Linked DNA regions of Homo sapiens: region 1 is linked to region 2. Evidence: chromatin loops called from intact Hi-C (ENCODE). Cell type or tissue: heart right ventricle. All regions are shown on one strand. Each heading gives the region's core, and the rest is flanking DNA. Links, peaks and the distances in the headings are about the cores only.

Region 1 (15,811 bases), core at 3,094-11,093, 120 kb before region 2:
CCCAGTCTTTGATGCCTAACTAGAGACATTATTTCCTATACCTTACAGCACTCATTTTCAATTTATTTTAGGAAACTGAACAGCAGTTCAGTTTCTGAACTGGTCTATCTTATGAAAGCAAAAGAGAGATAATAGTTTGGTGAATTCATTCGCTTGAAGTAGGGTCAGCAACTGAAAGAATTTCTGCTTGGATGGTGGGAACGTCGTCTGTAACAATGATGGTGGTGGTGGTAGCTGGTATTTACAGAATGCTTACTCTGTGCCAGGCACTATTCTAAACACTTTACCTATATTAAGTCGTTTGATCCTCACCATATCTTATGAGATTGTTTTCTTATTACTAACATTTTCTAATGAAGAAACTGACCATACAGAGAGGTGAAGGTAACTTGCTGAGTTCCTTTGGCTAGTGATTGGTGAGCTGGGATTCAAATGCAGTTGTTGGTCTTTAGAACCAGTACTTATTACTGTACTACCGCACTGCTTTGCCACAGAGACTAGGGATGAAACAGGGGCTGCTGGAAAAAGAGAAGCAGGCAAGGATAGTGGAAGGAGCTACTATATCCCTCTTGGAGCTGAAGAACCAGTCAGGTAGGCATCCCAGGGTTCATCTGTCACTAGATATGGACCTGTGCCCATGGCTTTGCCAGCCCTGTGTGTGCTGCAGAACTGTTGCTCCACATTCCCTCATTCCTGGCAGGACACTTGCTTTCATATCCAGAGGTCAACCACCTTTCCTCGTCCTTTCACCTGTCCTATCTTGTTTCCTCCATTCCCTTGCACTCCTTTTCTCCCAAGTGCATTTGAACTTTACCTGGACACCTCTCACCATTAGTGTATAGTGTAAATTATCATGTTGGCATAATGTGAATGTTTAGGCCTCTCTGTTATTCATGTAATAGTTTATTTTCATGGGAAGACCTGCAAGGCTACCTTGGTCAGTATTCCCTCATTGTGCCATGAAGTTTGGATATAAGTGATTTGCTCACATTCCTTTTGTTTGTGGTGATAGTTTCTTTGTTACTATCAAGTGACAGTCCTCGGATGATGAAGGTGCTTTGTGTGATCCCTAATGCTGGCATCATAAGTGATTTCCACTTGCCTTCTAGAGGACAGTGTGTTGTAAAGCTTGCCGTCCTTGGCTGCTATAGCGTGAGGGTTTCATGAGCCTTTAGGGGCTCCTAGAGACTGGGTGGTTTTGGTGCCAGGCTGAGCATGATTGGAGCTAGAGACTGCTGCTTCACAGGCAAGTTAAGCCTCATTGTACCTACTATGCAGTTTCATGGGGAGGATTCAGTGAAATGTGAGTTCGGGGCCTGTTGCAAGAGGCATTTTAAAAATGGCAATTGTACTGTTGTTCATTATTATTATTATTTTTGAGATGGAGTCTCGCTTTGTCACCCAGGTTGGAGTGCAATGGCGCCATCTCGGCTCATTGCAACCTCCGCCTCCTGGGTTCAAGCAAGTCTCCTGCCTCAGTCTCCTGAGTAGCTGGGATTACAGGCGCCCGCCTCCACGCCTGGCTAATTTTTGTATTTTTAGTAGAGACGGGGTTTCACCATATTGGTCAGGCAAGTCTTGAGCTCCTGACCTCATGATCCACCTGTCTCGGCCTCCCAAAGTGCTGGGATTACAGGCGTGAGCCACCGCACCCGGCCTTGTTCATTATTATTTCTTCATTCCAGTGGAATAATTTTTCTGACCTGTCTACCTGGAACAATCTCTGTTCACTCTGAAATCCCTGTTTATTAAATTTCGCTTAAAGGAGTTGTAATTCACAGAAGGCAGAAGGATAATAGGAGACTGGGTTACTAAAGACAAATTTTACTATTTTTATACATGTGTCTAGATCCAGCCTTAGAGTATATACTTTGACTTTAAGCAAAATTCAAACAAATAGAACTAAACCTGTATCTTTTTCTTTATTTTCTTTTAGGAAAAAGAAGCAACTAACAAAACACTGTGATAATAAGGATTATTCAGTATGCAGTTTGCAGGGTATGTCTTGGAGACAGTACAAATTCACCTTTACTTTATATAAGCCACATCTTAACATTGGGCATTGATGTTCAGAATGACTTTTGGGAGCTGCAAGATCCTCAGAGATCAAAAAAAATGATTTAGTTACTTTGTACTCTAACTCAAAATGTACTTAATAGTAGGATTAGACAGTAGACTAGTGTTTAAAAAGATGTTCAGGAACAAGGATATTTTTCGTCTAAACTTTCAGTTAATCATTGTGTCCTGTTCTTAGCTATACAATTTAATTGTGGTTTCATAGACTATGGAAAAGGGGTGCTCATATAAAAAGTAAATTATTTGGTAGTAAGAGTGATTGTTTCACTATAGGGTACTCATTGTGAAGATACCAATTAGATTATTTCTATTTAATCTATAGCTTGCTATAGATTAAAAATCATTTCACTGTGCCCTCTTGCTGGCAAAGGTTTGGGAAGAGAAACATTAGGGTTTAATAGTACTTATCTCTAGGTGTCTGAGGCTCTGAAAAAAAAGCTTTTTCATTTATTTTTGTAATAAAACTTTTATTTTCAAAAATCAGATTCATTTATAAAATCTGATTTATATGTCACTTTCCAGGAACACATCTAAACTAAAATGATAGATGAAAAGAACAAAGTTATATAACTTGGGGGCAGCCTGAAGGAATGTGTTTTGAAAGCTAAAGTGGCATTTGCAAGCTTATGCAATAGCAACAGACTTGGGTGGAATTTTAAGCATAATTATTGCCCTTGTAATTAATTGAAGTTAAATATTTAAAGATAGTTTCCTGCCCCCCCCCCAGAGTTTTTATATTTGAAAATTAAATATACCCAAATTAAAATTTCTTTTGGGGAACTGCTGTCCAAATAAAGCAAGGTCTTTCAATTTGGATTTTCCTGTTAATCCTGTCATTAAAGTTATTAGTTCAGATGACAGGGATAATATACATATGGAAGAAATTTGCTTCCCCCCACACACACCTAGGCATTGTATCAGTTTCTTATTTAAAAATCTTAATAGTTTAAAAATCTTAATAGCAGGATTAATAGTTTTGGTTCTGAAATCAGTTTGCAGACACAGCGTAGCATAGTGTTTTAAAGCACGGACTTTGGTGTCAGACAGCCGTGGGTTTCAGTCCCAGCTCTTTTACACACTGGCCATTTGGCCTAGGCCAAGTTACTGTGCCTCAAAAGGGGGTTAATAATTCCTGTCTTTGAGGGGAATTGTGAGGATTGAATGAGGATAATGTGAAGTATTTGGTATGTGACTGGTGTGTAATACTCATTCAGTAAATGGTAGTGCTATTTATTATTACAATAATTACTAAAGTGCAAAAAATATATTAGTAAACATATTAACATTGACTTTTTGAACTTATAATTTAACATACATAAATTTTTTGAGGGGGTTCTAGGTATGCAATTCAGATCATTTCTGAAGTGGTATAAATATAAAAGTGACTTTATGCTTCTTTTATAGTTGGTATTTTAACTCTAAAAATAATATTATCCTAAATGGGGCATTGATTAGAGTGGCCAAATGTTTATAAACAATGTGGGCTTTGAAATGTATTAATTAGGTGTGAATCCTAGGTTTTGTAGTTAATGTCACTTGTACCTAGAGCAGCCTATTGCCTTAGCTATAAAAATGAGACCAGTGCTGACTGGCCAGGCACGGTGGCTCCAGCCTGTAATCCTTGTACTTTGGGAGGCCAAGGCAGGAGGATTGCATGAGGCCAAGAGTTCAAGACCAGCCTGAGCAACATAGCAAGACCCTGTCTCTAATAAAAATAAATAGCAGTTTTTAAAAATTAAAAAAAAACTTACCTATTATATGTCAAATTTCGTTTTTTGGGATATTTTTATCTAAGTGGACTCAATAATTAATGCTCTTAATATGTAACTGAAAATGTGAAACTGTATATTGAGAGCAGTAGAAAAAGCTTCGTCAAAGGGATAGATACTGACTAATGGGAGAGAGCTAGCCTTAGGAGGTTGCTATATTCCTTGTTGGATTTTGTTACTCAGTTCTATTAAATGTTGGTCAGAACAAAAGTGAGGGTTCAGCCTGTGAGATATAAAGTTGCATCTTGTTTAATTTTATACACGTTTGTTTTTCTGAGTCATTGTCATTTATAAATAGGAACCTATTTCTATTCATTTATTGTAAAAGTTGAAATTTTTAAGTACAGTACGAAATGTGGTTCTTAAAAACCAAATGATTTTTAAGACTTAAATCATCTGTAAGAATGCATGCCTGTTTACTCTTGGAATATAATCACGTTATGCTGGGTTGTGATTGACAGTTGGAAAACAATCATTAAAAATCAGCATAACTGCTGAGTACCAGTAAATTAACAAATATTTACTAAGTACCTACTACCATATACCTAGAACCCCCTCAAAACATTTATATAAATTCAATTATAAGTTTAAAAAGTCAATGTTAATATGTTTACTGATATGTTAAGCACCTACTATGTGCCAGGAGCTTATCCTAAACAGTAGTGATGCAAGAGCAAACAATTACCTCCTAAACATTTTGGAAAAAGTTGCATTTCAAAATTTAATAAGACAGTTTTGATTATATGCTATTTGTAACCACTGTTCTAGGTGTTGGGGGAAAGTAGAAGAAAAAAAAATAGAACCTTAGAATAGAAAATCCCTGAGAACCTGCTACTGTCAGGTTAGAGGAGATGGTGTACCCAAATACCTGTAGAATAAGACCACATAGAATAGAGGTGTCCCAAGGTGCTCTGGGGATATTGAGGAGAGAAGGTAATTCCAGCTGGGAGAGTTAGAGAAACCTTCACAGAATGGATTTTTTTTTTTTTTTTTGCACTTAAAGGAAGTGGTGTTGGTCTTGGGGAAACTGAAAAGTTGTTGGGTTTCTGTGCAAATGTTTATTCTTTGTGTTTTCCCTTGTCAACTGTTGCGTTATTTTTTAAGACACTAAAATTCCTTTTAGAAAATGTTTGTTTTTTAAACATGCTTATCAAACTTGCCAGTTTTCTTATTACTCACATCACCAAAAAATTGCTTCCAATGAACTAATTTTTTTTTCAGTTTGCAAAAACTTGATATGGTATTTAAATTCAGCCTTTGTAATATAAAGTCTAAATGTAAAAATAGGTTTTATTAATGACCCTGACTCATTTTTTATCTCAATTTATTTTCTTCAAGTTTCTCTTAAAATGAAAAAAACAAAAAATGAAGTGATTTTAAAGTTTGTGAAGAAAAGTCGCAGAAACTTAATTTTGTTTCTCTTCTTATTTTGTAGATATCCATGACGACATTGAAAATGAATTTTTTGTATTCACCAGATATTCTTATATGAGAAGATCTATTTTAAACAGTCTAAATATTTTTTCTTCTGTTGGACCAGCATGGCAGGATTTAAGCGAGGGTATGATGGAAAGATTGCTGGATTATATGATCTGGATAAAACCTTGGGTCGAGGCCATTTTGCCGTGGTTAAACTTGCCAGGCATGTCTTTACGGGTGAAAAGGTGGCAGTAAAAGTTATTGACAAGACAAAACTGGACACTCTAGCTACTGGTCATCTTTTCCAGGAAGTGAGATGCATGAAACTAGTGCAGCATCCTAACATCGTCCGCCTTTATGAAGTTATTGACACCCAGACCAAACTATATCTTATTCTAGAACTTGGGGATGGAGGAGATATGTTTGATTATATAATGAAACATGAGGAGGGTCTTAATGAAGACTTGGCCAAGAAGTATTTTGCTCAGATAGTTCATGCTATATCTTATTGCCATAAACTCCATGTGGTTCACAGAGACTTAAAACCAGAGAATGTAGTCTTCTTTGAAAAACAAGGTCTTGTAAAGTTGACAGACTTTGGGTTCAGCAACAAATTTCAACCAGGGAAGAAGCTCACTACAAGCTGTGGATCTCTTGCATATTCCGCTCCAGAAATTCTGCTTGGTGATGAGTATGATGCACCTGCAGTAGGTAGGTAACCTCGGTCCAGTATTTGGCCATTTGAATTCTGCCAGCTAGAGTTGGTCAGATCGGTTGTTTATCTAAAAATGATTTCTAGAGAATTTCTGTTAAATTGGCCTTAACTAGCAAATTGGGTTTCATAAATGCCATATATGCCTAAAGCTGGCATTTCGTTTATTTCAACCTTTAGATGGCAAATGTCTAAAGTATATTTGTGAGTACAAAGGAAAATGAGTAAGTTATCATTTAAAGTAATCTCTTTTCTGTTCATTGTCATTTTTTTCTTAAGGTCTGAATGCTTTTCCTCAGATTTTTCTTTTAGTGGCTCTCTTTAGCCATCTCCTCTCTGTGCATATCGTCTAACAATCATTGGAGACCCATATTGGAAAGGTACTGTGAATATTACAGTGCAATATAAAGAATTTGGGTATTAGAATCATTTATTAACTGTGAACTTGAACAAGTGCTTGACCTCTCTGCTTCATTTTTTATCCATAATATAATATTGAATCAGGTACAGGTGTAGCACTCCCATATTATCTTGTTTACTTTTCACAGCGACCCGTGGGGTTGTTATTGTCTATCTCATTGTTCAGAATAGGAAACTGACATACAGAGGCTTTCTGTATGGTGGATTCTGGAATTGTGGTACCTTTGGCATTCCTAACTACCTTCTTTCCCTCTCCACACACTTTGTGCTCTTTCACTTGTCAAGATTTATCTATTTGTGGTGAAAGTATTTACTGCCTTTCAGTTTGTGTCAACTTTGTCTCCTTGGGATTGTATTTGTTTTGAAGATCATGTAGGAATTTGTTCTTAATTTTTTTAAAGGATTTGTTGATCCGAAGGTGCAGTCAGCTTTTTAATTTGTTAATCTTGGAAAAAAATACATGCACATGATGTCAGATTCATATGTATGAGTATTCTGCTTGCATTTGTGGTAATTTGAAATGCAGGTTAAAGGATTAATGACAAAGGTGCACTTAACATTGAAGAGTGTTGATGTTATATTGAATACTCTGTACACCAAGACACTGATTTTCATGTTATGACTATCATGTTCTGGAAAAGAAAGGGTTAATGAGCAGTTTCTGCCTACTACAGATAACTAGACTTCACTGAAGTCTTTCATTAGAATATCTGAGCGGAGATTTTTGATTAATGGAGCCATTCTAATCAGACAGTGAAGCCAGGAATTTCCAGGAGAGGAAACACAAATGTCTACCCAAGAAAAAATCTTCACCCTCATTAGTGCAGATTTAATAAGAGTATCTTATTAAAAATAAAGTACTCTTTAAATCTATTAAAAATAAGATACTCTTTCATACTTTTCACATTGGGAAAAACTGAAGTCAGACAAAACTAAGTGTTGGTAAGACCATAGAATATCAGGAACTCTTATTTAGAAGACAGTTTGGCAATATCTGGTAAAGGTAAAGATGTACACATCTGATAACCTAGCAGTTCTCTCCTATATATGCACCTCAGAGTAGCTCTCACTTATGCATACAAGAGATTTTCAAAGAACGTTTTTAACAGCATTGTTGAATGTACAGCAGGGGAATAATTCGTTCAGTATTCATATTCTGTATACGGTGAAAATTAAACAATTTGCCAACATGATTGGATCTCACAAGCATACTTTTTAAGAGAAACAAAGCAAATTGATGAAGAGTACATATAACATTTATATACAATTTTTTTTTTTTTTTTTTTTGAGACAGAGTCTCGTTCTGTCACCCAGGCTGGAGTGCAGTGGTGCCCTGTCGGCTCTCTGCAAGCTCTGCCTCCTGGGTTCACACCATTCTCCTGCCTCAGCCTCCCGAGTAGCTGGGACTACCGGCCCCCTGCCACCACGCCTAGCTAATTTTTTTTTTATTTTTAGTAGAGACGGGGTTTCACCGTGTTAGCCAGGATGGTCTTGATCTCCTGACCTCGTGATCCACCCGCCTCAGCCTCCCAAAGTGCTGGGATTACAGGCATGAGCCACCGCACCCAGCCAACATTTATATAAAATTTTAAAACATACAAAGCAGTGTTATATATTGTTTAGGAGTACATGAACATGTAGTACATGTAGTAAACTCTGAAGAATGCATGAGAGCAAGATAGGTTACTTCTGAGGGGCAGGCATATCTGTAGGCTTTCAGCTGTATTGGTGATGTTTATTTTTGAAGTTGGGTGGTGGGTACACAGGAGTTCATTGTAATGTTCCTTTTTCTTCCCCCCTTATGTCTTAAATATTGCATAATAAAACTTTTAAAAAGCTATTAAAAAAGGAAAAGAAAACCACTTGGGAAGATGTTCACCAGTCTGATAAATGATTACCGTGTGTTGGTGAAGTAGGCTTGGGTGGAGTTCATAGGTAACTTTTTCATTTTCATTATTTATAGTTATTTCAATTTATATTGTGTGATGTGTGATTGAAATAAATATAGAATTGCTATTTTTAAAAAAAAGGACAGGTGTCTTTCTGTTAATCTACATTAGTTTATCATGCCAAAATTAGTCAGTGATTTTTCACAAATGTTTAGTAAAATGAGCATACACAAATATTAAAATCTGTCATTATATTGTGAGATGTTACTAAATAAAAAAACTTTGGTTCTTTTTTTTGAATAAGTGTTTTATAGTATACTGGTCCTCAGCATTGAGACTTAGCTGAGGAATTGTCTATTTTATTATTATTTTCAAAAGATCAGATTTGATTTTATCAACTATACTTTTTGTTTTAGATGTCATTTTTTTTCTTTCATCTTTATTCTTTCTAGGATCTTTGAGGTTTCCTATTTTTTAATAGCATCATGTATCAAAAGCTTATTTCTGTGTGTCTTGATTTCTAACAAATGGTTTATTAATGCTATTTAGAAGACAATTTGGCAATATCTGATGTGTACATCTTTAACTTTAATGCTATATGATGCCCTCTCCCACAATCCCTGATGACATTCTAGGGGTTTCACTCTGCAGTTGTCCTTGCTAAAATTTGTCTTTGGTTTCTTACTTAACTGAAAAGTTATTTAGAAAGGTGTTCCTTTTTAAAAATTCCAAATGGATAGATTTATTTTTCTCTTTAGTTGTCTGGTTTTTAACTTCTAATTTTAGTACATTGAAGTTAATTTATGCCCAATTGATTTCTGCTTCGGATACTATTTTTAGATTTTCTTTGTGGCTTGATACATGGTAATTCATACCATGGTGACTGTTCTTTATGTGATTAAAATATTTGTATACTTGGAGTTTTTATACATACTTAAGATTATGCATTATGCACCTTGTTCCTTTGTACCCTTACATGTTTTTATTCTGACCTGTCATTTTCTGAGAGAATAATGGTAGTCTTCTATTCTCATCTGTGAATTTTGTAATTTAACCATTTTTTGCTTTATACATGGTATTGTCAAGCTATAATTGACAATAAAGATATTAAAAGTTTCTAATATATTTTACATGATGAGTTATACCTTTTATCAATACGAAAGTATACTCCTTGATACATATTGCCTTAAATTCTGTTTTGTCATTGCTTTAGATTTATCCCTTTTAAACAAAGGCATACCTCATTTTATTGTGCATAACTTTATTGCACATCTCAGATCTTGCGGTTTTTTTGTTTATTTACAAATTGAAGGTTGCCGCAACCCTTCATCAAGCAAGTTTCTTGGCACCATTTTTGCAACAGCATATGCTGACATCATGCCTCTCTGTCACATTTTGGTAATTCTCAAAATATTTTAAACTTTGTCATTATTTATTTTTTATGGTGATCTGTGATCAGTGATCTTTAATGTTACTATTGTAGTTGTTTTGGGGTGCCAGACACAGCACCCAGATAAGACAGCAAACTTAACCAATAAATGTTGTATGTGTTCTGACTGTTTTACCTACCAGCCATTCCCCCATCTCTCTCTCTCTCTGTCTCTCTCTCTCTTCTTGGGCTTCCCTATTCTCTGAGATACAACAATATTGAAATTAGGCCAATTAATTACAGTGGCCTCTAAGTGTTCAAGTGAAAGGAAGAGTGGTACATCTCTCACTTTAAGTCAAATGCTGGAAATGATTAAGCTTATCGAGCAAGACATAGTGAGGCAAGATAGACTGAAAGCTAGGCTTCTTGCACCTAATAGCCAAGTTATGAATGCAAAAGAAAAGTTCTTGAAGGAAATTAAAAGTGCCACTCCAGTGAACACACGAATGGTAAGAAAGTGAAACAGCCTTATTGTTGATATGAAGAAAGTTTTAGTGGTGTGGGTAAAAGATCTAACTAGCCACAATATTCCCTTAAGCCAAAACCTAATCCAGAGCAAGGCCCTAACTCTCTTCAGTTCTCTGAGGGCTAAGAGAGGGGAGGAAGCTGCAGAGGAAAAGTTTGAAACTAGCAGAGTTTGATTCATGAGGTTTAAGGAAAGAAGCCATCTCCATAACATAAAAGTACAAGATGAAACAGCAAGTGCTAATGGAGAAGCTGCAGCAAGTTAGCCAGAAGATCTAGCTAAGATAATTGATGAAGCTGGCTCCACTGAACAACAGATTTTTGATGTAACTAAAACAGCCTTCTATTGGAAGAAGATCCCATGTAGGACTTTCATAGCTAGAGAGGAGAAGTCAATGCCTGGTTTCAAAGCCTCAAAAGGCAGGCTGACACTCTTTGTTATGGGTAAATGCAGCTGGCCACTTAAAGTTGAAGCCATGCTCATTGACCATTCAGAAAATCCTAGGGCCATTAAGAATTAAGCCAAATATACTCTACCTGTGCTCTATAAATGGAACAACAAAGCCTGAATGACAACACATCTGTTTACAGCATAGTTTACTGAATTTCTTAAGCCCACCATTTTAGACCTACTACTAAGAAAAAAACATTCCTTTTAAAATACTGCCACTCATTGACAATGCTCCTGGTCACCCAAGAGCTCTGATGGAGATGTACAAGGAAATTGATGTTGTTTTCATGCAGATAACACAGCATCCATTCTGCAGCCCGTGGATCAAGGAGTAATTTTGACTTCCAAGTCTTTACTATTTAAGAAATGCATCTTGTAAGGCTATGGCTGCCATTGGTAGTAATTCCTCCGATCCATCTGGGCAAAGTAAGTTGAAAACCTGGAAAGGATGCACCATTAAGTACATTTGTGACTCATGGGAGGAGGTCAGAATATCAGCATTAAGAGGAGTTTGGAAGAAGTTGATTCCAGCCCTCATGGATGACTTCGAGGGGTTCACAGTTTGTGGAGGAAATAACTGCATATGTGGTGGAAATAGGAAGAGAAATAGAAAGGGAGCCTGAAGATATGATTGAATTGCTGCAGTCTCTTGATAAAACTTGAATGGATGAGGAGTGGCTTCTTGTGGATGAGCAAAGAAAGTGTTTTTTTTTAGTTGTTGTTGTTTTATCTTAATTTTTTTAAATCCATGAATGCAGGTGAAGAAAGTGGTTTCTTGAGATGGATTCTATTAGTGAAGATGTGAATATTGTTGAAATGACAACAAAGGATTTAGACTATTATGTAAACTTACATAGTAAGTTTGATAAAGCAGTGGCAGGGTTTGAGAGAATTGACTTCAGTTTTGAAAGAGGTTCTACAGTTCTACTGTAGGTAAAATATGTCAAACAGTGTTGCATGCTAGAGATAAATCTTTCATGAAAGGAAGAATCAAATGATGCAGCAAACTTCATTCTTGTCTTATTTTAAGAAATAGCCACAGCCATGCCAACCTTCAGCAACCACCACCCTGATTAGTAAGCAGCCATCAACATCAAGGCAGGAACTTCCACCAGCAAAAAGATTATGCCTTGACTCATTGAAGGCTCATTTTTTAGAAATAAGGTTTTTTTTTTTTTTTATTCTTTGAGATAGGGACTCTCTCTGTAGCCCAGGCTGGAGTGTAGTGGCATGATCATAGTTCGTTGCAGACTTGAACTCCTGGGCTCAAGCAATCCTCGCACTTCAGCCTCCTGAGTAATTGGGACTACAGGCGTGCACCACCACATCCAGCTAATTTTTAAAGTTTTGTAAAGATAGAGTCTTACTATGTTGCCTGGGCTGGTCTTGATAAAGTTTTTTTTGTTGTTTGTTTGTTTTTTTAATTTTTTGCCCGTGACACAGCCCCGGGAGATTCTGAGAAAATGTGCCCCTCGTAAAGTATTTTTAAATTAAGGTATGTACATTATCTTTTATAGACATAATGCTGTTGCACATTTAATAGACTACGGTATAGTATAAACATAACTTTTTATGCACTGGGAAACAAAAAAATTTGTGTGTCTCGCTGTATTGCAACATTCGCTTTATTTCAGTGGTCTGGAACCGAACCCACAGTATCGCTGAGGTATGCCTGTGTATAGCTGTATTTCGTGTCTAATCTATGAATCAGTCTTTGAATAGGTGGATTTAATTTATTTATATTTATTATTACTGGAGTGTTTGGACTTGTCCTATCTTATTTTGTGGTTTTCATTTGCCTTATTATTTATTACCTTTACCCATATTTTGTTAAATTATTCAAGCTTTCTTTGCTCTTTCCCCAGTAGTGGTTTGCACGACATGTAATCTGTTTCTCTCTGTGTTGGCGTCCACCTTTAATGTCTAGAGTCAGACAGTATCTACATTATTTCTCCTACCCTACAAATAAGAATCCGTTTGTTTTTACTTCTTTTTTGGTTAATAACATTCTTATTTGCTTGTGTTTGTCTGTAATAAATACTTACTTTTTACTTAATTTTATGAATTTCTTGGCCTCCCTGTCCCTTTCTTGGATTATTTTTATTGTGCTTTGTTTTGTTTGAAACCCTTTCAGAGAGGATTTGTGAAAAATTCAAGTCCTTATGTGTCTAAAATGTCTTCACATTTTAATGATAATTTGGCTGGATATAGAAATATATATTCAAAATCATTTTTCTCCCAACTTTGAAGATACGTTTTTCACAGATACTTGTCTGTCATCTTTTTGCTTTTAAAGTTGTTGGTGAGAAGTCTGATGCAAGACTAATTTTCTTTGTAGAACTACATTTCATTGATTCGGTGGAGCATATTTTGTTTTTTTTATTTTAACAGTTCCGAAAGTGCTTCATTAAGCAGGTTTTCTTGGGTGCTGCTGCTTCTGTTTGATGAACTTGGTTCCTCTCTCTCATTGTACTCAATTTTTCCTACGTTCTTGGGGATGTTAGTTGTTTGTTCATCTCTGTTTTTGAGATTTCCAGATACCTTGTCTGTGAATATGGTGTCTGAGTACTCTAGTGATATGGGAGAGGAGCAGGGTCATACAGCTAACTGGGAAGCCCTGGTATCTGGTCTTACTATTTGTTAGGTTGTTAATATACCTCTTGGACACCATCCCTCTCTCTGTGTTCCTAATGTCCACAATAGAGAGGAACATCCTCAACTTGATAAAGACAATCTACAGAAAACCTGGAACACATGTCTGCGTGGACATGGTTGGGGCTAGTGTAGAATTATAAGGTAGGAAATTAGTCCTCAGTTAATCCTTCTAATGGTTGTCTGGGTGCAGTTCTTTCCTGTTTGCAGTGTGCCTCATCTAGAAAAGAGCACCACAGAAGCTCCCCCAGCTGGGTTTTGGGGCTCTGGCTTCCTCTTTCAGTCTGATCCTACCTGCCTTCTACTGTTTCTGTCGTATCTAGGGATTTGGGAAAAGGGAGGGTAGCTAGATCATGCTCATGCACTATTGATTCAGTCAGCTCTCTGGGCTTTCAAGAATGTGTATTAAGTTGATTTCACAGAGTCAGAAAGGATAGGGGGAAAAAGGATCTGTGTGAAAAATCCTGGAATCTCTCATTGCAGTCTGTGGAATTCCTGTGGTAGAGTGCAGTGCAGTGGTGTACACCTGGAGAGCTCATTGCTGCTTGTCACATCAGTTTATTCAGTGGAAGAAGAGACAAGGCAATGAACCTGTGCCTGCTGGGCTAAGACAGGAGTAATGTCTTTGCTCTGAGTGACCAGGCTCTGCTGAAACCGATGGATGTCTGGCTGCTTGTCCTGTGGGGTGGCCTGCTTGTAGTGAGGTTCCAAGTGAATTTCTTGGTAAGTAAAGGTTTTGTCAGAGCAGCATTAGGAAAGAACTTACTCTTTAAAAAATGATACTTTAAAATTTTCTTCATTTTAGAAACTCTAAAATGGGAAAATTGTTTCTTAAATAATAGATTCACAACTTTTCAATAGTTGTAAAACCCTGACATTATTTATGACCTTTTTCTACTTTCCTAAAAATTCTTATTTTCAAGTTAAAATGAGTTAAATTTGGTATTGGGAACTTCGCCATCTCACCTAAGGTTTGGAGTCTTCTAGGATGTTACAGATCTGGATTTAAAAACCCTTATTTTAGGCGTTTCCTAGTATACAGACTATTTCAAAGATGAAATATTCAGTCTCTGCATTAATTCTTACTACCAATTATGCAATAATCAATGAAAGCTGAATTACTTGAAACATGGCTCCATATGGATACAGTGCAAATGTTTGGATTTAGATTAAGTCTTGAATATAAACAAAAAGCCTATATACACTCTCTACAACATTTCTCATTTGCAGTTCAGCATTTAATGGAAATTGTTTAGAGTCATGGGGTGTGTCCTCACACATATTGGTGTGTAAAAAACTAGACATCTTTTCTTTATAAATCTGTATTTTGTCCTACATTAAAATATTACTCTTTGCCTGCTCTAAGTAAACAAGGAATAGAGAGGAACATCAACTTTATAAAGAGAATCTACAAAAACCCTACAGATAACATCCTACTTAATGGTGAAAGACTGAATGCTTTCATCCTAAGTTGAGAAACAAGGCAAGGATATACATATATCACTTTTACTCAACATAGTACTGAAAGTTATATAAAGATAGGAAAAGAAGAAATAAAACTGTTTCTGCTTCCAGATGACATGAATGTGTACATAGACAATCTCATGGAATCCACAGAAAAATTCCTAGAATATCAAATGAATTCTGCAATATCACAGAATATTAGATCAACACCAAATCAATCGCTTTTCTGTACTGATAATGAACATGTAGAGACTGAAATTTAAAGTCATGCCAAAGAAAGTGAAATACCTAGATACACATCTAACAGAACACATCTAACAAAAAAATAATGATAGAAATCAAAGAAGGCGTAAATAAATGGAGAGACATGTGTTCATGAATTGGAATAAACATACTACAGATGCCAGTCTTCCCCAAATGGATCTAGATGTTTAACATAATTCCTATCAAAACTCTGCAGGGGTTTTATAGACATAGACAACATTATTCTAAAATGTATCTGGAAAGGCAAAGAACCTAGAATAACTAAAACAATTATGAAAAGAATAACGAGAGAAATCACTACCACAGACACTCTGAAAAATAGTTTGACAGTTTCTTATAAAAGTAAATATGCTCTTATAAAACTAAATATGCAATTGCACTCCTGGGTGTTTGTCCCAGAGAAATGAATACCTGTATTCACAAAAATCTGTACATGGATGTTCATAGCAGTTTTATTTATAATAGCCATAAACTGGAAACAGCCCAGGTGTTATCCTTCAACATGTTAATTGTTATACTGTGGTGTATTCATACCATGGAATACTATGCAGCAATAAAAAGGAATAAACTATTGATACAACAACTTGGATGGATTTCAAGGGGCAACAACAATCATCTCAGGTTACATGCTATATAATTCCATTTATAAAATTCTCTTGATATAACAAAACTATAAAAATGGAGAACAGATTGGTGGCTGCCAGGAATTAGAGATCGTGGTGGGTGGTGTGCCTGTAAAAAGATAGCATGAAGGAGCCTTGTGGTGATGGAGCACTTCTGTGTCTGGCGGTTATAGAAATC
Region 2 (15,811 bases), core at 2,578-10,577:
TACTGCACCCAGCTGTTGCTGAATTTTAATATCTGTATTTTCATTTTGAGTTACATATGGGTTCACTATATTACTATTTATGTTCTCATAAGCATTATTTCTTTATGAAGTGATTATTTTCCTTTAGGTAGTATTTAAAAGAGTTCTTAAATCCAAACATTTCTTGTTTTCTACATTCTATTCTTAAGAGAAAGAAACAAATGAGCAAACATGTTGTTCTTAGGGCTTTACTTTAAAAGTCTAAATTTCCTAGCCTATCAATCACTAATATATTTCAGCCCAGTTTCTCTATGTTTATTACATAATATAATATTCAGTCATATTCTTGAGATCCTATAGCATTGGAAATCAAGTAAAAAATATGCTGGGCACAGTGGCTCACGCCAGTAATCCCAACACTTTGAGAGGCTGAGGAGGGTGGATTGCTTGAGCCCAGGAGTTTGAGACCAGCCTGGGCAACATGATGAAACCCTGTCTCTACAAAAAATACAAAAATTAGCCCTTCATGGTGGCGCACACCTGTAGTCCCAGATACTCAGGAGGCTGAGGTGTGAGGATAGCTTGAGCCCAGGAGGTGCAGGTTGCAGGTTGCAGTGAGCTGTGAACATGCTACTGTACTCCAGCCTGGGCAACAGAGCCAGACCCTGTCTCAAAAAAGAAAAAGAAAAACAAAAACAAAAAGCAAAAGCAAAGGAAAAAGACAAAGAAAAAGAAAAGGAAAAAGAAAGGAAAGGAAAGGAATACTGTTTGTTACAGTAAACAAAAAATTTCCTATTTTAGCAGTTTACTAGTAATTAAAAACAAAGTTTTTTTTTAAGTGTGGTTTCCTACACTTTTGGTGTAGGAAAGTATATTAAATATTTAATAATGGTTTCCTGAATCTAATACCCAACTATAACACACACAGGATAATTTCAAAGTCAAAGGATTAGCACTTAATAGTTGAAAAAAGGCACAAAGGGATGGGGCTTTGACCTTAATGATGTTCACTTAATTAATGACTATTTCATTCAACGATTATAAATCTACATTTCTGGAGTAATCCTGCTTCCAAAAAGCTTCTTGTCTGGTAGTCATAGACCAGTATCTTTAAATTCGATGATGCCAACAGTATAATCTTTTAAAAAGAATTGGCCAGGGGCCAAGCACGGTGGCTCACACCTGTAATCCCAGCACTTTGGGAGGCCAAAATGGATGCATCACTTGAGGTCAAGAGTTTGAGACCAGCCTGGCCAACATGGCGAAACCCTGTCTCTACTAAAAATACAAAAATTAGCTGGGCATGGAGGCACACACCTGTAGTCCCAGCTACTCGGGAGGCTGAGGTGGGAGAATTGCTTGAACCCAGGAGGTGGAAGTTGCAGGGAACCCAGATTGCGCCACCACACTCCAGGGTAGATGACAGAGCAAGACTGTCTCAAGAAAAGAACTGGCCAGGGCTGGGAGCGGTGGCTCACACTTGTAATCCCAGCACTTTGGAAGGCCAATGTGGGTGAATTGCTTGAGCTCAGAAGATCTAGACCAGCCTGGGGAACATGGTGAAACTTTGTTTCTACAAAAAATAAAAATAATAATTAGCTGGGCATGGTGGTGCACACCTATAGTCCTAGCTACTTGGGGGACTGAGGCAGGAAGATCATTTGAGCCTGGGAGGTCGAGGCTGCAGTGAGCATGCATTCCACTGCATTCCAGCCTGGGTGACAAAGTGACATCCTGTCTCAAAAAATAAAGAAAAGAAAAGAACTGGGCATGGTGGCTCATACCTGTAATCCCAGCACTTTAGGAGGCCCAGGTGGGCAGATCACTTGAGCCCAGGAGTTCGAAACCAGCCTGGGCAACATGGCAAGACCCTGTCTCTACTATAAATATACAGAAAAATACAAAATATTAGAGAGGTGTGGTGGCTAACACTGGTAGTTCCAGCTACTTGGTAGGCTGAGGAAGCAGGATTGTTTGAGCCTGGAAGGTCAAGGCTGTAGTGAGCTGTGATCGTGCCACTGCACTCCAGCCTGAGTGACGGAGTAAGACCATGTCTCCAAAAAAAAAAGTTTTTTTATTGTGGTAAAATACGTGTAACATAAAATCTCTACCTCCCTCTTCATAACTTTTTCATCTAACAGTATAATCTTTTAATTTCCTAAAATATTTAATAAAAAGTAAATAAATGGATACATAAGCCAATCCTAGGCATTTACCTGCAAAAGAAGAGCTGCTCTCCCATATGTTGACCATCATGGCAATGCAATTATTAATCTAATACAGAATATGAGATTGGAACTCTAACTTTAAAAAAGAATACATCTTTTTTGTTGTTGTTGCTATTGTTGTTTTTTGAGATGGAGTCTCGCTCTGTCGCCCAGGCTGGAGTGCAGTGGTGAGATCTCAGCTCATTGCAACCTCTGCCTCACGGGTTCAAGCGACTCTCCTGCCTCAGCCTCCTGAGTAGCTGGGATTACAGGTGCGTGCCACCATGCCCGGCTAATTTTTGTATTTTCAGTAGAGACGGGGTTTCACCATGTTGGTCAGGCTGGTCTCAAACTCCTGACCTTGTGGTCCGCCTGCCTCAGCCTCCCAAAGTGCTGGGATTACAGGTGTTAGCCACCGCGCCCACCCTTTTTTGTTGTTTTTAAATATAGTTTTAAGCATTCTGATATCTCTAGAATTTATTATGAGGCAAGTTTTTTCTTTACCAATGCAAATACATTTGAATGACATCTGTGAAAATGGTCCCAAGCACACAGCCATCACTTCTACAGCATAGTGGCCCCAAGGCCTTTCTCTGTGGAATGGACCTGTGCCTCCAGGCCCCCTCTTACCACATTGCTTCCAATCTATCAATGGGGTGACTTGAAAAATGGTAAATTTTATTCCATTTCACAGCCTATTCAGTAGTTTTCATAAGAAAAAATAAATCTGCCTATGATTTGGCCATGTTTCTCACATCTACGGGGAATATTAAGATATATAAATTTTACAGTTTGCTTAGCAAACCAATGAGATAAGTAGTCACTTACATACATTGTTTACTGAGGAAGACAACGATCAGAAGAGCTGTAGTTTTATTTTACTGTCTGGATGCCTCTGTGCACTTTAAAGAAATTTTTCTCTAGTGAAAACATAAAATACAGGAGGAAAAAGTCTACCCATCAGTGATAAAAGGAGGATTGCTCCAGAGCCTGAATTAGTTTTCTAGCTAACAAGTACAAGTGCAAAGTACAAACTATTTTAGAATTCTTTCTTGCGTGATTTGGGGTTATTTTACAATCTTGGGGAGCTACTCTTGTTACTGATGTCAATCACAGTCAGATTTTTTTTGGAAAAAAAAAAAAAAGGATTTGAGCTTTATCAAGGCAAGGTATGTGGTCCTTCTAAAGTGTCCACATACAATTCTTCAGAATGCATTCTCTTCCCCAGTGATCCCAGAAAGGCACATGACCTGTTTCCATTTCTGCCAGAGTATCTATTTTAAGACTCTTTTTTTTGTCCAAGGACATCATTTGTCCTTATTTATTTAATATATTGGCTTGTGAATTACATGTGAGTCAACAAACTCAGTTTGATTAAGTGGATATTTATTCAGAGTCTATTGGGCGCCAGGCCCTATGCTGGGTGAGGGGACTCAGCAGTGAGTGAGTCATCACCTGGCCCTCGGGGACCTCGCAGCTCACAAGGGAGACTGAAACAGAACAAACTATAGTGGGGCAAATGAACAGAAATGGGCACCAGGCTCCTGTTACACAATGGGAAGAAGGCTTTCTCCAGGAGGTGGGGTCTGTGAAGCTGACTGCAGAGGGCAGGTATACTGGTGGTCAGAGTTACAAAGTAGGAGTGCTTGGGAATCTTGCTAGACCCAAAAGGTGCAAAGGAGCCAGTATTTATTTGTGCATTAATCATCTTTAAAGGAGGTTATCATTTTATCAATTGGAGAGAAATTTACTGTGCAAAAAATTACCTGCAAATGGCTAACAGACCCTACCGTGGAGAGCTGTTCTGAAGAGACACTGGCACATGCAAAAGGTTTAGAACAGTGCCTGGCTCATGTTCTCACACACTACATGTCAGCTGTTACTACCTCATTGTTATTACAGCCCAGCTGTGTTAGGTCATGAAAATAGGTGGGATTGCCACAAAGGTAGAATTCTGACTCTCCAGGCAAATCTGATGTTACGGTACCATTTTATCCTAGAATTCCTTGCTGGGTTCACCCAGCGAATGCATGAGTTGGTCCTCCTCCTCCCTCATCATCCTCATTCCCCCAACACACTGCTCCATAATGGGTCTTACTCACATTGCCTCATTCCAGCCTCATTCTGACTTTGCCCCATTTGAGTGTTGGGGGGACTCTAATACAGGAAGGTCAAGTCACTTCTCTGCAGCTACACAGGGCTGAAACCTCCTTTGCAAAAATCGTTGCAGTGAGAAAGTTATGACACTGAAAGGGATCTGATCTAACCAACTCCATCTTGCTTCCAACCTCTAAGCTAGCTGCCCTTGCTCATTCCTAGGCAAAGGCCGAACTAACTTTGGAAGAAACTTAGTTTATAGTTTAACTTTGAAACAAAGATGATTAACAGTCCTTTCCTGAAACAAACTCCTTTCTTGCCTGGGAGCCAGACCACCTTTATAAAACTAACAAATTAGCCACAAGACTTGCAACTTCCCCAGTTACTCCTGCAGATAACATGTAGAATCTAAGATCGGTCTTTTAAAATCTCTTTTCCAGTTTTTGCATTTCTGAGGACTGATGGCTCCACCAGATTCACCAACCAGTCCTGTGGCCCTCACCCAGGAACTGACTCAGCTGAAGAAGACAGCTTTGACTCACTGTGATTTCACCTCTGATCCAATTAGTCGGTACTCCCCATTCCCTGGCCCCCTACCCACCAAACTATCCTTGAAAAACTCTAGTCTGAATTTTTGGGGAGACTGATTTGAGTAATAATAAAACTGCTCTCATGTTCAACCTGCTCTGCATGAATTAAACTAGTTCTCTAGTGCAATTCTCCTGTCTTGATAAATTGGCTCTATCTGGGCAGCGGGCGAAATGAACCCTTTGGGTGGTGACAGGGCTGGAAGACAAACCTTCCAGTGAAAGAAGAAAGGGAGAGGCAGGCTCAGACAGGCCACCCAAATGATAGATATACCATAAACTTTGGTACTTTTTACTGGGCCTAGACCTGACTTGGGGCCCCAGGAAGTAGACCACCCCTTCCTAAGGACTGTGGCTATTGGCTTTGTTAGAGGCTAATTCTGTATTTGGATTTAACATTTCATTCTGAACTAGATGTTAGCAGATTAATATGTGATTACCTATTCAATAGTCAAATACTTTAGCACCTTAATTCTAGGCTGTAAAATTTTACAGTTTCCATTAAAAATGCTTATGTATTTACTGTAACTTTTTTTTTTTTTTTTTTTTTAAATAGAGATGAGGTCTTGCCATGTTGCCCAGGCTGGTCTCAAGCTATCTGTCTGCCTTGGTCTCCTAAAGTGCTAGGATTACAGACATGAGCCACTGTGCCCAGCCTCTATTTACCTTAACTTGAGAGCACAAATGGAGCGGGGGGAAGAAGTTCAGAAGTTCTTACGAAATGTTGAAAAAAACCTATTAAATTAGGTTAATATTTAACCTAATTTAACACTGAATACTTAAATATAAACCAAAAATAAAATCCTAAGCTGCTCAACTAACAGAACGGACCCCCTCCCCTGGGCCAAAGGGACCTCAGAGAATCCTGGAAAGCTGAATTCTCAGCCATGACAGGGAGGTTGGCAGGCCTCATTATACATTCTCCCTTTTGGAGTTTAGGTACAAATGACTACCACCAGCATTAACATTAAAATAGAGATCATTAGACTGTCAAAACAGACCCTTTGTGGCAGTAAGATAACAAATTGCAACCTGGCTGCAGTACAGCATCACATGACAGATAGCAGACCCCAAAGGAAATCAAATATTTTACCCCACAATATATTTCTTTGACGTATTTTGAAATGGTTCCACAATACTATCTCTTGTGGGGGAAATCTGCGTCTGTAGAGAATATCCATTAATACAGCCAGTCCTTTCCTGGATCTAGGAGAGATGAACCAAGAGTCTGATACCTCTTAAGGTCTGAAGAAACATTTACCATGTATCCCCTCTGAAGGGTGCTACCATCTACCCAACAAGAACCTTGGCTTCCACAAACCCCTTTATCTTAACTCAGGCATTTCCTTCTACTGCCTCCAGGTCTTTAGACAAAGCTTGACTCTTTCAACCAATTGCCAATTTGAATCCACCTATGACCTGTAAGCCCATCCCTCCCCCGCCTCCACACCTTTCACATCGCATCAATGTATACCTCACATGTATTTATTTATGTCTTTCTCTGTAACTTCTGTCTCCCTAAAATGCATAATGAAACCAAACTGTAACGTGACTGCCTTGGGCACTTTCTCAGGACCTCGAGACTGTTCCCTGGGACTATGGTCACTCATATTGGCTTAGAATAAACCTCTTTAAATATCTTACAGAGTTTGGTTTTTCCATTAACATAAATTAATTTAAATACACTTAACTCTAAAAAACAAAGACATTATTTGATAAGGCCTGGCCCAGTTGGCCTGTCTAGTTAAGGGTCCTACACCTAATTTGAGGCCCCTGAGAGCTATAATTAGTAGTGTCTCCTTAAAGTCCTTCTCTTGTTCATTTAACTGATTCCTGAGGCTGTTTTCTTTCTCAAAGGCTCTAGGCAGCCAGCCCTGCTCCCTGGCTTCTGTGTGTTCTGGGCTCCCAGGAGGGCTGACTGCCCAGAAGCAGGTTAAGTGGATGTTGTCCTTGTGCTCCAGGCCACGGAGTTATCAAATGGTTCCTGCATTAGAATCCTTTCTATTTTTAATTGGATCTTAAAATGACTGAGAGATGAATAAATCAATTTGAAGAGAAATAAAAGGGCATCACTAGGATGATATTTACTGTCTACAATTCTTTGTAAAGGTTTCAGCCAAATAAAGCCTAATCATTTGAAAATGCCCTATGCAAAGTAAACTATTTTATTTTCCTCAGTTTGCCTCCCACCTTCAAGTATGTCTAATTTGCCTATATATTTAGAAACACACATAGCTTCCTATTTGTACCAAAAAAGATCTGTTTTCAGTACATTTCCTTCCCACATTCATTTCAGCAATCCACCACCACTCCTCCTGTCACAAGCTGAGAAGAATAACTGAATCCACAGAGCATGTCTCCAAATGGGATCCAAGGACCCTGAATTAGAATCACTTGATGTGCTGGTTTAAAAAGGAGATTTCTTGGGCCTTCCCATAGACTGGGGAATCCAGTCTTTCATTTTATGAAAAAAAAATATATAAAAATAAAAAACTGAGGTGCGAAGAGGCCACCTGACTTGTCCACAGGTGGCACAAGGTGGCCTCAAACTTGCTTGTTCTTGGCACTCACCTGGCCATGCTTGGGAATCTATTTTTGCTGGGGGGTGGGGATTGATAAAAGTGGGGTGGAGACACAGGAGCATTTTAAAAAAAATGTAAGTCCCTGGGCGCCACCTTCGATTTAGGGAAGAAGAATCTTCAGGGCATAGGGTCTAAGTACATGTGTTTTTCACAAGGGTTTACATGTAAAATGCACAACCCTATTTAAGGACTGTCAAATTTCTCAATCATATTTTGCCCATAAAATGAGACTTGAGTTGAAAAGTAGCAATTAAGGTATAAATTAAACATAATAACTATCCATAAGTAATAATTTCTACTGATAAGCTTACTATCAATATCTGGTCACTTAATAGTGAGACTTCACCCAAATATGTTTTCAATAACTCAATTTCTGATCTGGTCCCACAAACTGACCAGGTTACCTGACAGAAGCTCTCTCTGCTTTTGTTACGTGGGAGGAGCCCAGTGAGTTGAGGCTACTCATAGTTACAAAGCAGATAGTTAAATGTCAGATTAAAGAAAAATGAGAAATCTATTCTCCATCCTAGAAATGGCACTAGTTCAGCAAGTGAACTGAAGTCATGGCCAGTTAATTTTTTGAGTTTCTGAAAAGGAGGTAACCTTTTGTACCTTATAGGACCTCCTGGGCAGTGAGACTAAACAGGAATTGTGATGAAAATGTTTGTCTCTCCTGGTTGGTGGCATAAACTTGGGTGGCCCATGTAGCAGTGTCAACCATGCAGCAAAGCCTTGAGTCAGCAAAAGAGAGTGAGAGGCGGTTGTTACATACGATATCTTTGGTCCAACTTTTACCCTGAACCTTTTTTTTTTTGAGACAGAGTCTCACTCTGTCACTCAGCCTGGAGTGCAGAGGCGTGATCTTGGCTCACTGCAACCTCCACCTTCGAGATTCAAGCGATTCTCGTGCCTCAGCCTCCCGAGTAGCTGGGATTACAGGTGTGTGCCACCATACCCAGCTAATTTTTGTATTTTTAGTAGAGACAGGGTTTCACCATGTTGGCTGGGCTGGTCTCGAACTCCTGACCTCAACTGATCCACCCACCTCGGTCTCCCAAAGTGCTGGGATTACAGGCGTGAACCACCACACCCAGCCAACCCTGAACCTTTAATTCTCAGATTGATAATTAAAAGAAAAAAATTTAGTGGAGACAGGGAGGGAGAATACTTCTTCTGGGTTTGCAAGGCCCTAAGAGAGCCTGACAACACTCATCATTGCTGTCTGCCCACTTGATGGATCAGAGACATTAGAGCTGCACATGTACAAATTTAAAAATCACCTTCAGGGCAAGCTATGAACGTTCTATTAGAAAGCATTCAATAAGTATACTGAATGGAACCTGTTAGACATCTGTCCCTTCAGAATCACCTTTTCTTACAAGGTGGTTTTAACCAGAGAATCAGATCTATGTCCTCAGGGGAAAAAAATCTCAAAGAGACATAACATATTTTAGATTTTTCTTCTTCTTTTTAAGTAATACAGGTTGAGCATCCCTAATCTGAAAATCTGAAATACCCCAAAATCCTGAAACTTTGTGAATGCAAAAAAAAAAAAAAAAAAAAAAGTCATTGAAGCATTTCAGATTTCAGATTTTCCCATTAGGAAGGCTCAGCAGTAAATACAATGCAACTATTCAAAAATCTGAAAAAAAAAATCCAAAATCTAAAACACTTCTGGTCCTAAGCACTTTGGATAAAGGATACTCAACTTGTATGAGAGAGGATTTTGGTCAGTGTTTCATTTCTCAAAGAAGATGAGCATAAATAAATTTGGAATTAGAGCTTTGCCTCACTGTCAGGTAAAGTGTACCTGAAGATATGGGAATCTAAGAGCTAAGATGACTTGAGAGGTCATTTAGCCATATCCATAGTAAACACATATCCATGACACCCTCAATGGCAAATATAACACTCCTGCATTTGGAGTTTTAGGTAAATGTATTTAGTAACATGAGACATACTAATAATATGTTGAATTTGGTGGTGGTGAGGGAGGTTCATAGGGAATGAGGTATAATTTCATTCTCTCAAGAAGAATCCTTTCCTTTTTAGACAAACAAGTAGTAACATGAAATCCTGAGTGATTTTTTCAAAATATCTTTTTTAAAAAAGCAAATTCATGGAATTTTATGGTATATACAGACCATAAAATTTACTGTATAGATATACCACGAAATCCTGAGTAACATGAAGCATGATTCTTCCTAGACCTGGAGTTAAGATATGTATGCACCAGCCAGGAAGTTGCCTGCCCCCATCTACAAAATGTCACCAGAAATGCAATCAATGGAGAAATCTGATTAACTAAAACTCTTCCAGAGACAAGGCTGTACATTCAGCTTTTTTTCTTACATACCTCATAAAGTTTTTAGATGCTTTATGCCCTCTCACGCATTTTTAAACTGACACCTAAAATCTTTTAGTCATAAATTCAATAGCTGCAAAAATGTAGGCAGTGTGTATGTGCATGCATAAGCATAGACAGATCTTTTTTAAAAAAGCAGGTTACTGGAATTTTATTGTATAGATATACAATAATTTACTTAACCATTCTCCTATTGAGGAATTTAGTTATCTCCAGATTTTTGCTAATAAAAATGTTTCAATGACTAAATTTTGGTACTCTTTTCAGATACAACCATTACCCTAGTAAGGTTTGTTTGGTGTTGGAGAGTAATTGAAATTAAATTCAACTGCAATTCGAGGAAGACTGAACCAATTTACACTTCTGTCAGTTATATATAAAAGAATGTCCATTTCCCAAATCCAGTGAGGACAGGCTATCATGACATAATCCAATAGAACATGCGAAATGTGGTATTTCACTGGTGTTTAAATTTATATTTCTTTCATTTTGAATGAGGTTGAGCATCTCTTCATATGCTTTCCTTTCATTACTGGACTGTCATTTTTTATAGATTTGTGGAAATTATTTTTTGAATTAAAGATATTGACTTTGTTATATATGAAAATATTTTTCCAGTTTGTCCAATTTATCTTTTGAGTTTGCTTATTTTTTGTCATACAGAAGTTTTCATTTTTCATGTATTTTACTTTATCTTTTTTTTTTTAATGATTTTTGGGTTTTGTGTCTTGATTAGGAAGGCATTTCCCACTAAAAGATACACCCAGACTTTTAATAGACTTCTTATGGTTTACATTTTTTACATTTAAATCTGTCAACCTTGAATTTTGTGGTGGTGGGGAGGTTCATAAGGAATGAGTTAAAATAAAGTATAATAATTTTCCCAAACAGCTGTTTGCCATCAAACTGTGTAACAAATAATCCTTCTTTTTTCCATTGACATAAAATATCACTTTTACCATAAATGAAATCCCCAGTTTTATTTGGGCCCATTTATGGACTCAATGCTCTCTATTCCACTGATTTTTCCATTTCTTCCCTAATTTAAAATGTATTTAATTATAATTATTGTACTATTCAGAATACATTTTAATATCTGACAAGAGTGAGAGTCCCCATTTTTCTTCTTTATCAGAAGTTTCCTTGCTATTCTCAGATGTTTATTTTGATATATTTGAATTGGTATTGGATATTTACAAGATTGAATCTTTTGATCCCAGTAAAGTTTAAAAAAAATTGTTCTATAAGTTATCTATATTGTTTCCATAAATTACCACCTAAGTTTTTACATTTTGGTTTCTTCTGTAAATGTGAATTTTTCATCAAAAATATTTTCAAACTGATTATTTCTTGTGAAAAGAAACACGATTTTAGATAAACTTTGTAACTTGCTTCCTTACCAAATTTTTTTATTTTTAATAATTTATTTTTAGCTATATAATCCTCTAATTTTCTTTTCTTTTTTTTTTTTTGAGACAAGGTCTCACTCTGTTACCCAGGCGGGAGTGCAGTGGCATGATCATGGCTCATTACAGCCTTGACCTTCTAGGCTCAAGCAATTCTCCCAGCTCAGCCTCCCAAGTAGCTGTTACTACAAGCGTGCACCACCATGCCTGGCTAATTTTTGTATTTTTTGTAGAGACGGGATTTCACCACGTTGCCCAGGTTGGTCTTAAACTCCTGGGCTCAAGGGATCTACCCACCTCAGCCTCCCAAAGTGCTGGGATTACAGGTGTGAGCCACTGCACCCAGCCTAATCCTCTGATTTTCAAGTAATGATAATCTTGCCTCTTCTACTTGAACTTATCTCTTCCTCTTATACAACTGCTTTGGTTAGTACCTCTAGAAGAATGCTAGCTGTCAGTGATGATGATGGATTTTCTGCCATTGCTGGGAATGCTCTGGAGTTTCATTATTGGGCATGATGCTGGGTTCCGGTTTACCATATAGACACACTGGCTAGCCCACATGCCAAAAGTGAACTTGCCCAACCTCTAGGAATGCAGGTAACTTAGTCTTGTCACCTACTGTGTGGCAAACATGAGCACAGCTATGGCTAGTGGGCCTGGGTTCATCCTCTTTTCCACATTCTTATCACAAGTCCTCTTCTGGAGTCACCCTGCCTCATCAGGGCAAGTATTGGTTTGATGTGGGGTTCTCCTGTCCGGCGCACTACCCTTGGAGCCCTCAGGCTTTGATCAAAGGGTCATCTTAGGTGGGTCCTCTTCACGTTCTTTTTTTCTCCCCACTCCCCAAATGTAAGAAGAAATATTTCTATGCATAGTGGTTTGGAGGCCAAAGAAGGAGTATGTGTCCAGGAGGTTCTGCCCAGAGCTTGTCCCCTCAGATGGCAATGCCTTACTGATTCTCTCATTTCTTAAATTCCTATGCAGCACTAAAGATAACAAGTGAGAGATACTCCAGGTGTCTAGGGATCTTCTGTCTACTCCCACTCTCCTACAAGCAGAAAATCACCAAAATGGTCAACTCCAGCATGGCTTTTTTTTTTTTTTTTTGTAGTCTCTGGTAGAATGTGGAAGTCACTGAGGCACAGTTTCTCCTTTCAGGGCAATTTTGCTGCTTCTACACACCTGATCTCATTCTGTCTCGCTCTCTGAAAGCTATTATTCAGGATTTTATTCATTCACTTCTCCTCACTTAATGTTTCAGTAGATGGCAAAACTGGAAGCTGTGGGGAGCTGCCCCAGGTTGATTCTTAGATGTCTGTCTTGTTCTTTTGCTGAATGCTAGCTCTATTCTTTATTTAACATTGCCTGAATATTTTTGTTTCTTTAGTTTAGTTATTTAAACCTATTTGTTGCTCATATTGTTAGGATTTTGGTTTTGTTATGTCATCCTGAACTGGAGTCCTCTGTATTCATTTAAACTGGTAACTTCAAGGCTGAAAAAAATGCTGAGACTGATTCTTCTGAATTATTTTTCCTGTCATTTGCTAAAGCAATACATACATTTTCAGGACAGCTGCTCTCACCTGCTGCTTGAGTGCCTCCAAAGACTCAAATTCCAGTCTGGCTAGTTTCATCTGGATATGCCGTGGCTTATCAGGTATGGCAAATGCAAGTATAAACTTTAAAGCCAGGAGTGCGTGCTGAAAACAAGAAAGAGTACATGTTGATGTGATACATCAGACCATATATGCAAGGAAATAAATTGATATCTAAGCAATCTAGGATTATTTATATTAATCTTGGGTAATTTCTAAGTATTGGCCTGTGAAGTATCAAAGACCAAGCAGGCCCATGAGTTGTACTGAGTGAGTCCACCCTGTTGTGGTACATTCAGTAATTACTGACTTTGCTTAATTCTTTTTTTTTTTTTTTTTTTTTTTTTTTTTTGAGACCGAGTTTCATTCTGTTGCCCAGGCTAGAGGAGTGCAGTGGCACGATCTTGGCTCACTGTAACCTCTGCCTCCCAGTTTCAAGTGATTCTCCTGCCTCAGCCTCCCGAGTGCACCATCACACCTAACTAATTTTTTTTGTATTTTTTAGTAGAGACGGGGGTTTCACCATGTTGGTCAGACTGGTCTCAAACTCCTGACCTCAGGTGATCCACCCACCTTGGCCTCCCAAAGTGCCGGGATTACAGGTGTTGAGCGACCACACCCAGCCAACTTTATTCTTTTTAAAACCAGGTATTCCTGTAAACTGATACCGTAAGGGTACCCTCAATGTTTTATAGAAAAATGGCTTATTCTGAAGTCTTCCACAAACTCTTTTCTAGAAACGCATCTTAGTATACAATATTTGTTGTCACTCCACTCTCTGCCCAATGTCCCTGTGCTGCACTTCAGTTTGAGTTACATGAAACGTACATGTATCTTAAAAATAAGGTGTCATGAATCCTCTAATCCCATAGCATTTGGTGCATTTTCTTTTATGATGTGATAATAAATAAAGATTAATTCAATGATTGTAACTTTATGCTGCTGACTCCATATATGGTAAGTACACAGACATTATAATATGGAAAACTTAAAACCTGGCTATTATTTTTCCTTCTCACACAAGCATCATAAAGAAGTCCTCTATAACATAATGATATGAGATGTATAATTAAGCCAATGGTATTGCTTCCCTTGGTAATCCCGCTGTTCAGATGTATAGGCTCAACCTACTGATACTTCTCCGAATCCAGATCATCTTGTGATCCAGAATCAACACCCACAGAAATCTAAGTGATCAAAGGATAAAGCTGCCTCTGTGGTGACAGCATGAGTTACTAAATATTAAAAGTTGTGAATTTTAAAAGAAATAATTAAAAGGCATTAAGAAAATCAATGAGAGAGATGGAACAGCCTTTAAGAAATGTTGCATTGAATTATTGACAGAAAAAGGACAGTTGAAAAAAATTAAATGAATTTCTTACTGTGATATTTCCAAAAGGAGAAATGAGGGATAAATAACAAGCAGATATCTCCTGGGAGAAGCATGAAATAGTGAAGGAAATCAGCATGATGCCAGAACAAGCAATAATTTAATCAGAAGACTTGAAAACCAGCAGAACCCCAGGACAGGCTAAGCAGTGGCTGGTATTAACAAGAGACAAAGAATAGACCAGGGACAGACAGCCTTCATGTAAATGTGACTGCCATGACCAAAGATGACACTGGAAGATACTGATTAAGGGTCTAGAGTAGGAAAACAAGTAGATAATACAGCATGGACCAGATGATACCCTATGTTGAAATTCTGAACTAACTGAATTAATAAAAACCTGGATATAATCTCCAAAGAATACATGAATAATTCAGAAAAGGCTATGCTGTACTGTTATTTCATTCCATTAGAGTACTGAGATATAATTTTATACAAGACAATCTCTTCAGTGGAAATATCAGACAAGAAGTACACAAATTAGTAGATAAAAATAAATCTTCCATGTATTTCAGAGTCTGTGTGGGCTTAAGTTGCCAGAGCCCTACATGACATGACAAAGTCATGGCCCCTTTCCATCTCTCCTAATAAATCTGTACCCATTTCCTCTTCCTCAGAGCCTTGGCAGGAATGAAAAAAACAAAATATCCTGCTGAGGAAGGACATGCTTCCCTTGGATGTAAGGCATCTGGAAGGTGTAAACTCTCGTTTGGGAACCAGGACTGGCTAACAGGTAACAGAACAAGTAGGTAACAGAACAAGGCTGCCCAGATTTTGCTGCTGTGGTTTCCATGCGAACTGTTCACAAAATTCTCATGAATTGAAAAAAGTTGGTATTGATTAGACAATATTAATCAAAACAGGATGCCATTTTAAACATTTGCATAGCAACATGCTTTTATGAGTAATTCTCTACAGTTTATTTTCCAAAAAATATAGCATCTTCACAATGGTTTTCTTTAGATGGTGGCACTATAGGCAGTCTATCTTTACTCTTTAATGGACATGAATTACTTTTATATGGGGGAAAAACTTATATAAAAAAGAACACAGGGATTCCTATAAATGAATTACATATGCCCTGCCACGCTCCTAAACTCACCTCGTCCTGATTGCTCATTTGCCCAGTAAACAGACAAAGCCAGACAATCTGCAGTTCAGAGAATGTGGCTTTTTAAACTGAAGTCCAAGAATATAAGAAGCTGGGCAAAGTGGGCTGGGTGCAGTGGCTCACGCCTGTAATCCCAGCACTTTGAGAGGCTGAGGTGGGTGGATCACTTGAGGTCAGGAGTTCAAGACCAGCCTGGACAACTTGGGGAAACCCCATCTCCACTAGAAATACAAAAATTAGCCAGGCATGGTGGCAGACATCTGTAATCCCAGCTACTTGGGAGGTTGAGGCAGGGGAATTGCTTGCACTTGGAAGGCGGAGGTTTCAGTGAGCTGAGATCGTGCCACTGCACTCCAGCCTGGGTGACAGAGCGAGACTCCATCTCAGAAAAAAAAAAAAAAAAGCTGGGCAAAGTGATCACTTTGTATTCATTCATTCTGCAAATATGTGGAAAGTACTTATGCAGGGCCAGAGTGCTCAGATGGAAGC

Evidence for each region. Hi-C counts contacts between places; a loop is a spot of excess contacts. Peaks named below come from ENCODE experiments on the same cell type or tissue, not always from the same donor. Only the 100,000 strongest peaks of a DNase experiment are listed, where the experiment ranks them.
Region 1: a loop joins it to region 2, with 2.5 times the contacts of the local background. A loop is called at or near these places in 2 of 110 quality-filtered maps.

The regions. Positions count from the first base shown.
Region 1 is chr3:43,297,818-43,313,628 of GRCh38, forward strand. SNRK (SNF related kinase) reads left to right here. Exons shown (of 7, transcript NM_017719.5): 2 at 1,937-1,998; 3 at 5,281-5,975. The coding sequence starts at 5,387. Among named protein-coding and RNA genes, the nearest start is that of SNRK, 19 kb to the left of the region's middle. In heart right ventricle, for the core only: no CTCF peak of the experiment used is centred there; no DNase peak of the experiment used is centred there; H3K27ac peaks cover 2,250 bases.
Region 2 is chr3:43,419,802-43,435,612 of GRCh38, forward strand. ANO10 (anoctamin 10) reads right to left here. Exons shown (of 13, transcript NM_018075.5): 12 at 12,810-12,926. Among named protein-coding and RNA genes, the nearest start is that of SNRK-AS1, 76 kb to the left of the region's middle. In heart right ventricle, for the core only: a CTCF peak has its summit at 6,750; DNase peaks (open chromatin) are centred at 3,652 and 6,770; H3K27ac peaks cover 5,968 bases.